Regions from separate parts of the Homo sapiens genome. Here all the other regions are linked to region 3. The links are chromatin contacts, found by Hi-C or POLR2A ChIA-PET in ENCODE. All regions are on one chromosome and are shown on one strand. The core of a region is the stretch at or near the end of the contact, and the rest is flanking DNA. Distances in the headings are between cores, read along the strand shown. Region 1 overlaps ZCCHC7 (zinc finger CCHC-type containing 7). Region 2 holds the start of HINT2 (histidine triad nucleotide binding protein 2). Region 3 holds the start of RNF38 (ring finger protein 38).

Region 1 (3,130 bases), core at 509-3,008, 750 kb after region 3:
CCTGTTACTGTAAAGAAGGCTAACAAGTGTGTATGCCTAGCCCACCCCTTCTGGAGCAGTTGAAAACAGGCCTCAGAAGACTCAAAGGAATTCTTTTAACTCCTAGCAGGGCCACGGGGTCAATGTCAGATTTAGTCATGCTGTTATTTTAGCCCAGTGGTCCAGAGAGATGACTGAAAAGTGAGTCTTTCATTTCTTTTTTTGTGTGGTTATTAACAGGATTAAATGTAAGCCATTGTGTACTTAGTACCAATTAGTTTCTCATCTGAGAGGTTCATTATGATTTTTTGTCAGCCTTCGTCTTGTAATATTTGTTTCTTTGTTTGATTAGTTAAGGGGCTGAATGGGCTAAAGGGAAGTTTTAACAGCAGTACTTTTAAATTCATTAAGAATTTTAATAGTCAACTTTTCAAATATGTAGACCTTGATTAAAAAAGGGACCATGTTGAAAATTGGCAAAATTAAGTAAATTGTTTAAAATTTTCCTTTTCCTGTTGTATTTTTTTAATCTGAAAAACAGACTGTCTTTATTATATCAAATAATACTTTTATGTTTCTAGAAGTCTACTTCAGATTCTTGTACATACTTCTTAAGATTGTATTTAGTTTGCTGTGAATATGTAATTATCGTTCAGAAGGGGCACATACCAAAAAGCTCCAAAATTAAAAAACCTTTTCAGTTTCTAGGATAGAAACATAGATTGAGCTATTAAAAGCAGAACATTAGAGTTCTGGGATAAAGATAGTTGTCAGGTGTAAACAAGCCTTAATTGAAAAGGAGGCAGCCTAAAAGTTGATTCTTTATGCTATTATAAATAAGTAAAAATGCAAACTTGCTTGAGTTCAGAAAATAGGAGCATACCCAACTTTTAAAACTACTTATTAGATTGGTAGTTGCTTTAGATCCTTAACTTAAAAAAATTCTTATTAAAATCAGTGTTCAATTGAGTAATATTCCTCGTTTAATAGATTGAGATGCCTCAGTTAAATTTTGAACAAAAATTGTTCCTATAAATTGAATTGGAGATGCTGATCTGTTAAAAGCAAGGAATATAACCCAAAATTAAAATAGGAATTATTTTGCTAGTGGATAATTATCTTGGACAGTAGGTCTTATATCTTGTTGAAGTGTGTAGAACACACATTTTCACATTCATTCATCTTTAAGTGAATATACCTGTAGGCTGATTCAGACTTGGTATTTTATTTATTTTAAACATTAGAAATGATAAATACTAATTTAAGCAAGTGCGATTACTATTTTAACTCATTCTTCGAGAGTTGCTTCATTTATCTCAGAGTTTTTGGTGTACCTTATTTACCTTATTTAGATTATATCATTGTATTAAGTCCTTTGCTTACTGCTGTAGTTTTTTGGTACCTAGAATAATTTATTATGGAATTGAATATTAAAAATTTGACGATCCCAATAGTTATGAAGCTTACAGATTCTGTATGTAGGCTTTTTTCCTCCTTTGGTTTCAGGCATAATGAATGGATGGCCCTTGCTTTCTGATATTTGTGTATCCAATTTTCTGAGGAAACACTTTTCTACAAAGTCTGCATGTTTGATTGTTCTACATTTTTCTTTCATTATAATTTGAAAAGGACTTAGATCCTCCAAATGAAAAATGGCTGTCTTGGCCATATGGTAAATTAGGCCTGCTTTATTATTGTCTAATAATTAAGCCTCCCTTTACTTATCCCACCCTCGTTTTAAAAACTAAAAACGTGTGGTAGCTGTATTAGTTAGAACATTTTCAAGTAACAGGAAGTAATTCAGTGGTAACTTCCTCATGTGGTTTACTGTTTATCAAAAAGGAAAGTAGTTTCTTTTGAGAGAATAATGCAGTTTTTGCTGCTCAACATTTTCTCAAGCTCTTTGGAAAATAAGAGAGAAGTCTTTAATGTGCTTGTAATATGATAAGGACAGATTTAAAAATTTTGTTTCTCTTCTCATTACTTGGTGTTTGACTTCAGTGGAAGCTGAAAGAAGTAAATAGATGTTAAGTTGAAAATCTGCCTCAGTGTCAGATGCTCATATAATTTAAATAATTTAAAATTTGTGGGTACTTATATTGATTGACCTTATATTTTAAAAACATAGGGAATAACATCAACTATTTGTATCTTCTCTCTTAACTTAAAGTTGAATTAATTAACTTTAGCTATCTAATAGAGTAGGTCCAGAAATTAACATTCAAATAACAGTAGTAAGTATAGGTGAAGACCAGGCTATCCCAAAGATAATTCATTAGGACTTCTGTTTCTATAGTATCTTTCATATGATAGTAACTGTTGTAAACAATTGAATTATATATATCAATTTAATAAATAATTGCAATATTAAAAAGTTAGCCCCGATAATTTCTACCCAAACACCTCCAAATTATGCTACTTCAAAAACAGTTGAAGGGAAGTTTAGGAATATAATATAGTTTCATTTTAAGACCACTAGGATAATAGACATTGTAATGTAATGGAAAAACATTTTGTCCCATAAAAACCACTTTCATTTAATGCTTTGTTTTTCTGTCTAACCAGGTAATACCTAGCAAATACAGAAAGAGAGATAAAGCAAGCAAGCTGTTTTGAAAGTGTCTAATATTGGCTGATGTAGAGCTATAGGTGGGTGTATCTTATTATTCCATAAAATTAAAAATAAGAGTGGGGGGAAAAAACAAATCCCAAGAAAATAAATGGAAGGTGAGTGAAGAGTGAATAGAATAAAAATAGAGATCTAGTATTTCAGTCAGTCTGCTAGTTAAATTTTATATTCAGAGCTTTAACATTTTGGGCTTTTAAATTTCCTGCAGTGCACATGACTTTCTTTCATAAAAGATATGTCAATCATATTAGGAATAAAAGTAATAGCTCATATAGTGCTTTATTATTAGCATCTAAGAAACCACTGGTATTTGAGTAAATTGTAAGTTAGAATTGATTTTTTAATAGCTTTTTAATGCAGATCAAACATTTGTGGCTTTTGAATGAAAAATACTTATCAACTAATTTTTATTAGCATTGCATTTTTAAAAAAATCTACATTATAACATATTGGAGGTTGATTGAAAGGGAGTTTTTGCCTCCATTTTATAAAGATGCTCTGTAAGAGCACTGGTGATAATGA
Region 2 (3,359 bases), core at 678-3,177, 590 kb before region 3:
GATTGTGCACCCAGCTTCCCATCGTTGATCACTGAAATTGAGCTTGGGGTTAGGGAGTCAGGATCATGGCAGAGGTCGAAGAATGAAGATCATATTGAGAAGTAGGAATGAGAATTCATAGGTGAGGGACCAAGGGCCAAAAGTCACTCACCAAGTCGGTATCCATCTCCCAGGCCCTCAGCCTTTGCTGTCTGCTTGGCCACAAGGAGTAGGTGTCCTAGAAGCTATAGAGAGAGCGGAGGGACATAGGTGGCTTCATTCATAGGGAGCAAGACCTCTAGCTGGGTCCAGGGGCTCCTCCCAGCCAAACCCTGGCCCTGTTCTTCCCACCTGCTGGTCTTCTTCTTCAGCCTGGCTAATCCGAGGAATGGGCTTCTTAGGAATGACCAGGAAGTGCACAGGAGCCTGAGGGGCCACATCACGGAACACAAGACACTGGGGGAAGTGACAGGCCAGAGGCCACGTTACTTCAACAGGTTGGATGGTATCTACAACATTCCTAAGGGGATAGGTCCTAAGAGCACCCCACCTGCTGGTCCTCATAGAGAATGTCAGCTGGGAGGCTCTTGTCCAGGATCCGGGAGAAGATGGTTGGGGCTGCTCCCCCAGGAGTTGCCTGCTGGGCCTTGGCCACTTCATTCCCATCAGTCACACCTGCAGCTCCTCGGACCTGAAGGTGGATCGACCATATTCAAAGGAGGGAGCTGGCAGAAGCTGGGCTCTGATAGTTGTTAATTTCGTCCTTCTAATAACCTATTCATCGTTCCCACCCAGGAGGAAAGTTCCTGAATTTCAGAGCACCAGCAGCAAAGGGTAGGGCCAGAAGGTGCTGGACCTGGTTAGATAACAGGCGGTATTATTATCAGGATTCAGCAGTGCAATTGATTCCTGCTCATGTGTCCACGAAATATAGCACTGTTTAGGGAAAGGATCTAGAATGAGAGACTGGGGATTTTGGTCTCAGTTCCTACCTTACCATACCACTGAATTACCTCAGATAAATTCCTTCTCTCAGCTTCTAATATAAAATAAAGGGATGGTTTCCATAATCTCTTGCGATGGCTTGAATCTCTTTCCACTCTCACCTTGTTAGTACATTTCCACTTATTTCCGTTACTTGTTTTCTGATCTTTAAGCCTTGTCGCCTGTTTTATTTAAGTTTTAATGCAATCGCCCTGTTTGACACTAGTTGACCCCTCATCTGGGTGTCACATGTGACTCTGTGAATTTTAACTCTTGTCCCTTGAATGAGTGGAGGTAAGAGTTCAGCTAAGTGACCTCTGCTCCCCTAGCCCCAGGGAACTTCGGGTAAGGGATTCAGAGAAGGCTGATGTCATTGCATCACGTTGGGGGAGAACGGGACGGAATGAATTCTCTGACCTCCGAGCCGCTTCTGGCAAGTGCAGAAGAGAGGTTAACACTAGTGCTCATTAGGAGGCCAGAAGCCTGAGGAGGGCAGAGCACTGGCTCCAAGAAGAGAAAGCTCATTTCCTGCAGGGGGCATCGGGCCAGCTGGGCTGCAGGCAGTGGAAAGAAGGCGGCAGCCGCTGCACTGACCCTGTCCCGACCTCGGCGCCCCGGCCTGCGCAGGGCGGGAATCAGCACCAGCTCGTTCTCCGGAGCCACCAGTTCGACCTCACCACACAGCCCCGGAGCTTGTGCCTCGGAGGGGCAGAGGCCACAGGCAGGAGCTCTGCGCGGCTCTGCGCGCCTTCGGGACCCCCTGGCCCCGGATGGCTTCGGAGCCCGCAGGACCCCCTACTCGCTCCCGCGCCACTTCTCACCTGCCCCCCGCGCACCCCCGTGGCCGCCACGGCTCTGCGCGCCGCGCGCAACCCAGCAGCCAGCACCACGGCTGCCGCCATCTTCCCTGAGCCGCGGGAACCTCTCACCCGGGTCAGCACTCGGCTCCGCGGCCGGCCGTGGGTGGGGACTCCGGGCGCGGGGAAGCGGGGTAGTGGCGGCCGGGCGAGCCCTGCTACCCCATTGGAGCGCGCCTCTGAGCACGATTCACCCCATTGCCTCTGCAGCCACTTTGGAGGCGGGCTCTTTTCATCTCATTGGCTGCTTCTACCAACGCGAGGACAATTTTCCATTCCATTGGTTTCGTCTTCTAGTCCGTGTGAACGTTCTTTTCCCATTGGATCCCCTTACTAGTTTCTCTGTGAGAGAAACTTCCACTCCATTGGAAGGATTAATGGAGCCTGGAGGTGGGATTTTCTCCTAGTTGAATCTGATACACAACTCTGGCTTCTAGGTTGCGGCTCCCGAGTGGGTGGTTCTTTTCGTTCTTGGTTCGTCCTCTTCAGGTCTGGTTCCTATTGGTGCGCGGGGAGAAGGGGGCGGGGCTCCGCCACCTGCTGCAGAAAGGGCTGTTTTAGACCCTCTCACCGCTTTGGCCAGGAGGAGGGCGGGGCTCTGAGGGCATCCGGCGCTTATTGGCTCCAAGAACCACCCGGGGTGGGGCTAAAGGTGAACGGGGATGAGGTGTGTTTTTTTGTGTTTGTTTGTTTGTTTTAACTGGCGGGGCTGATGCGCAGCATTTTCTCCACAAGGGCAGTTTCAGTCCCTTGAGCATTTTGGAGATTTTAATGTACTTATCTAAGGGAAATTCTTCCTTAATTCTATGTTCTTGTTAACGCATTCACTCCATAGATTAAAAAGTCTGTGGTTTTTGCATTTTTTTTTTTTGAGCAGGAGGAGATAAGAGTGTCCTATATTTGCCGCACAAGAATTATAATAAGCAAAGGAGTATGTATTCATTGTTCTTTTCTAATCGGAAAAGGTGTGTGATACAGTTAGCTCGGTGCCTGGTGTTTTCTTTTTTTTTCTTTTTTTCTTTTTTCTTTTTTTTTTTTTTTGAGACGGAGTCTCGCTCTGTCGCCCAGGCTGGAGTGCAGTGGCGCGATCTCGGCTCACTGCAAGCTCCGCCTCCCGAGTTCACGCCATTCTCCTGCCTCAGCCTCCCGAGTAGCTGGGACTACAGGCACCCGCCACCACGCCCGGCTAATTTTTTGTATTTTTATTAGAGACGGGGTTTCACCGTGTTAGCCAGGATGGTCTCGATCTCCTGACCTCGTGATCCTCCTGCCTCGGCCTCCCAAGGTGCTGGGATTACAGGTATGAGGCACCAATAAGTCAGGTTTGCACTGCTGGAATATATATTTTTGACATAAGAAACGTGGGGTCACAAAATACTAATATTCTCAGACGCTAGGTAAGTTTTAGTCTGATATCACATAGGACAAGTTACCACTGTTTCTTTGGTTTTTCTTTTTTTCTTTTTTTTTTTTTTAAACACATGACCTGATACATATAGGTGGTCAGTAATTGTTGAATGAATAACATTTGGTGTTTCC
Region 3 (2,916 bases), core at 149-2,648:
CCATACTGAGCAAGTACCTAATCATTTCAGAAACTTTTATCATAAGAATTTCTCACCCACACTTTCCACTCACAGCCTCAAAAAAAGAAAGTGAGCACAAACAGAAACAGCCTAGGAATGTAACATGAATTAAAAGCCTCATCCAATGCTGTTGGCAGAGAGACAACAGATCTACACTCTACATTATGATGCTAACAGTCAGTTATGTCTGACTATGCCATCTTGTTTACTCTTCATCAAAAATTAGGTTATTTTAGTAGAGAAAATTCTCCTCAATATTCACCCAGAGTAATACTTGACAATTTAACTATAAAAACAAGATGGGCATATAAAGCCCAACAAGTATGGAAATACGAACTACCTTCTAGAATCACAGACGAAGTCAGAGGTGGAAAACCCACAGATTATTTAAGTCCAACTTTTTTTATATTTTACAGATGAGAGCCTGAGGCCCACATGACGAGTCTGTGGCAGAACTTATTCAACTATAGGCGCTAAGGCCTTCAAATCTCTTAGAAATAAGTCTTACAGAAATATCATAAAAATCAACTTAAAATTGAATGAACAATGTATGATTAGCAGGTTTGCAAAAGGTGAAATATACCATATTATAAATATATATAATATATTATATAATACCATATTATAAATAAATATATTATAAATATATATTTATAAACCCCAGAGAAAGGAGTATCTGAAGTGACACAATTCCCAGGTAAACTTCCAGTCAGAAATTTCATCTTTTTATTCCAAGTGTGTCCCAGCTTCCCACACCTGATCTGACATCTATATGTATGTGGTTTCGTATTATCTCTACAAAAGTTCTATTTCTTCCATTAGACGGTGTTCCCTGAAGATAGGAACAATTTTACTTCGATTCCAACTGTCCCTATAAAAGGGAATTTTTTTTAAAGCCTACATACAAGGTTTGTTTGCTATTGAAAAAAATTTACGGTAAATTTTCAAGTATAACAACACTCGCAATCAAGGCCAAACAGAATACAGCAGACTTGCAACTCTAAGGTAACAACTGTATTATGAGCTTTGTATACATTTAAGTTTTCATACGTTAAGTCCACCGCTTAAGAAAAAAGAAATGGCAATTCATATAATGGTGGCAATAATTACATGTGTGTGTTTCTACTTACGGTAGAATTAGCATACCCAACTTTTACTGAATAATAGCATATATCATTTTTGCAACACAAAGAAAAATACTTTACCTTACAAGCCATACAGACGTAAACAAAAACTTTATTTCTTTTTGGACCTCAATAACCTGAAACACTCCCGTTTCAAAAACCAACCTCTCTCACGCTTCAACCCTGAAAGGAAGAACTTGCATCCCCTGAGAACAAAACGCAGCCTATCCAGAAACCCACGGAAGCAGAAGGACGCCAGAGAGGACCCTTTCGACCGGGTTCCGCGTTCTCCTGGGTGACATCATTTCACCTGCGTCTCGGCAAAAAGGGAGGGAGCGAGAGAGCGAGGCCATCTGCCGGGCAGCGGGCCGGCGGCTCCGCGAGCTGAGACCGCGCCTCCTCGCCACCGCGGGAACAAAGAGCGCCGGGCGGCCGAGGCAAACCTTAGCCCAAGACTCGGGCGCGGCCCCGCAGGCTCTCAACGGCCCGCAGCCCGTCCCGCCCTCGCGCTGCAGCCAACGGCCGCGGCGGCCAGTACCTGCGAGGGGAGGCTCCGCCCTGCCGGGCAGCTCCCGCGGATCCTCGCTGGGCCGCCGCCTCCTATTGTGACTGCTCGCCCAGCCCGCGGCCAGCTCGCCAGATCCGCCGTCCGCGGGCCTCCTCACCCCCGGAACCCCGGCTCCAACTTAGGCACTGTCACTGCGCTTCCTTCCTCCCGGCACCATCACACGGGCCGCGCCAGGAAACGACGGCTGCACGCCCAGAGATGACAGAGTCGCCTAACGCCTCGGAGGCTCCATCCTCTCCGCCCCCACGCCCCAACCGACCGGGCCTCGGCCCCGTCCCGCAACACCGCACTAGGGGCCCGGCCCGGCCACGCCCCTCCCCGCCCCGCCGCGCCCCGCCGCACCCCGCCTCACCCCGCCTCGGCGATCACAGACCCGGGCTCCCTATGCGCCGGCGCACTGGCCTCCGCTGCGCGCGCAGGCGACTCCCCTCGCCGCTAGGCCGCGACACGCGCGGTCCTCCCACTTCTTGGGTCCGGGTCGCCCGTCCCACCCCGTCCCCTCGCCAGCACAAACCTAGCGAGCCCAGCGCGCCAGACCACCGGAGCGCTCCTCCCTTTTCCCCCAGGCTCCGCACCGCGCGCCGAACCCCCTTTGTTTCCACCCCGAGGGGGAAGGGGGCGGGGCGGGGCGGGGCGGGGCTGCGCGCGGCCCGGCGCACGACTCGGACCAGTTCCGGCAACAGAGCTCCGCGCGCAGCACCACTGCGCAGCCCCGCCCCAGCCCGCCCCCCGCTGCCCTGCGGACCGCAGGGCCCTGTTCCAATTCCTATAGATTTTCTCTTAGTAAATTGTTGCTACTGTTCCGTGCCTCCTACCTACAAAACTCCGCAATCAAACAGTAACTGACCTCACGTAGTTCTTACAGCATAAATGCATTCACGTGGCCCGAAAAGTAAGAATTTTTATTGCAGTACACAAAGGTGTCTCTCAATGCAGCAAGCCAACAGGTTCGAACCCAACTTGTCCGAGGCTTCCTTAAGTGTGACAGTTGCTCAGATGTCGCTTGGGGAGGGGAAATAAGAACAAAGATTGAAGCCGGCTTGGCTCCTGTCCTGATAATCACGATACAAGAGAGAAAATAAAAATTTCCACAAAAGCACAATCCATACAAGGAAAAAATAGTAAAGTGGTATCAGACTTAAGGAGAGAGGGCAGTCAAGAGGACATCATGGAAGGGGTGGACTTTTTAAAGCAGAAATTAGA

Evidence for each region. A loop is a pair of places that touch in the nucleus more often than their neighbours do. ChIA-PET counts read pairs that join two places held with the same protein, here RNA polymerase II (POLR2A). Pooled maps may share reads with other maps.
Region 1: a map of CD8-positive, alpha-beta T cell shows a loop between it and region 3 (4-fold over the local background). The contact joins the enhancer-like site here to the promoter of RNF38 in region 3. A Hi-C loop is called at or near these places in 2 of 168 maps with a recorded cell type or tissue (CD8-positive, alpha-beta T cell and naive thymus-derived CD4-positive, alpha-beta T cell) and 2 of 50 pooled maps. POLR2A ChIA-PET finds 5 or more read pairs at or near these places in 1 of 52 experiments (OCI-LY7).
Region 2: a loop to region 3 is called in a map of CD4-positive, alpha-beta memory T cell, with 3 times the contacts of the local background. The contact joins the promoter of HINT2 here to the promoter of RNF38 in region 3. A Hi-C loop is called at or near these places in 2 of 168 maps with a recorded cell type or tissue (CD4-positive, alpha-beta memory T cell and naive thymus-derived CD4-positive, alpha-beta T cell), 1 of 37 single-sample maps with no recorded cell type and 9 of 50 pooled maps.

Annotation. Positions count from the first base shown.
Region 1 is chr9:37,144,818-37,147,947 of GRCh38, forward strand. The region is part of intron 2 of ZCCHC7 (zinc finger CCHC-type containing 7); the gene reads left to right. Among named protein-coding and RNA genes, the nearest start is that of ZCCHC7, 26 kb to the left of the region's middle. Within about 2 kb of position 1,759, at least 8 of the 41 ENCODE cell types and tissues checked have a DNase peak (open chromatin) inside an H3K27ac peak, as active enhancers do; they include CD8-positive, alpha-beta T cell and OCI-LY7, where a contact is called at or near this core.
Region 2 is chr9:35,813,115-35,816,473 of GRCh38, forward strand. It overlaps HINT2 (histidine triad nucleotide binding protein 2), which reads right to left and starts at 1,928. Exons shown (of 5, transcript NM_032593.3): 1 at 1,785-1,928; 2 at 530-670; 3 at 331-435; 4 at 152-224; 5 at 1-31. The coding sequence starts at 1,865. It overlaps FAM221B (family with sequence similarity 221 member B), which reads right to left. Exons shown (of 7, transcript NM_001012446.4): 7 at 3,277-3,359. RefSeq lists silencers at 1,741-2,060, 2,391-2,570 and an enhancer at 2,121-2,300.
Region 3 is chr9:36,398,871-36,401,786 of GRCh38, forward strand. It overlaps RNF38 (ring finger protein 38), which reads right to left and starts at 1,399. Exons shown (of 12, transcript NM_022781.5): 1 at 1,227-1,399. The coding sequence starts at 1,238. LOC124902152 (a long non-coding RNA gene) reads right to left here. Exons shown (of 2, transcript XR_007061475.1): 2 at 2,595-2,715. RefSeq lists an enhancer at 1,359-1,428 and silencers at 1,639-1,968, 1,999-2,458.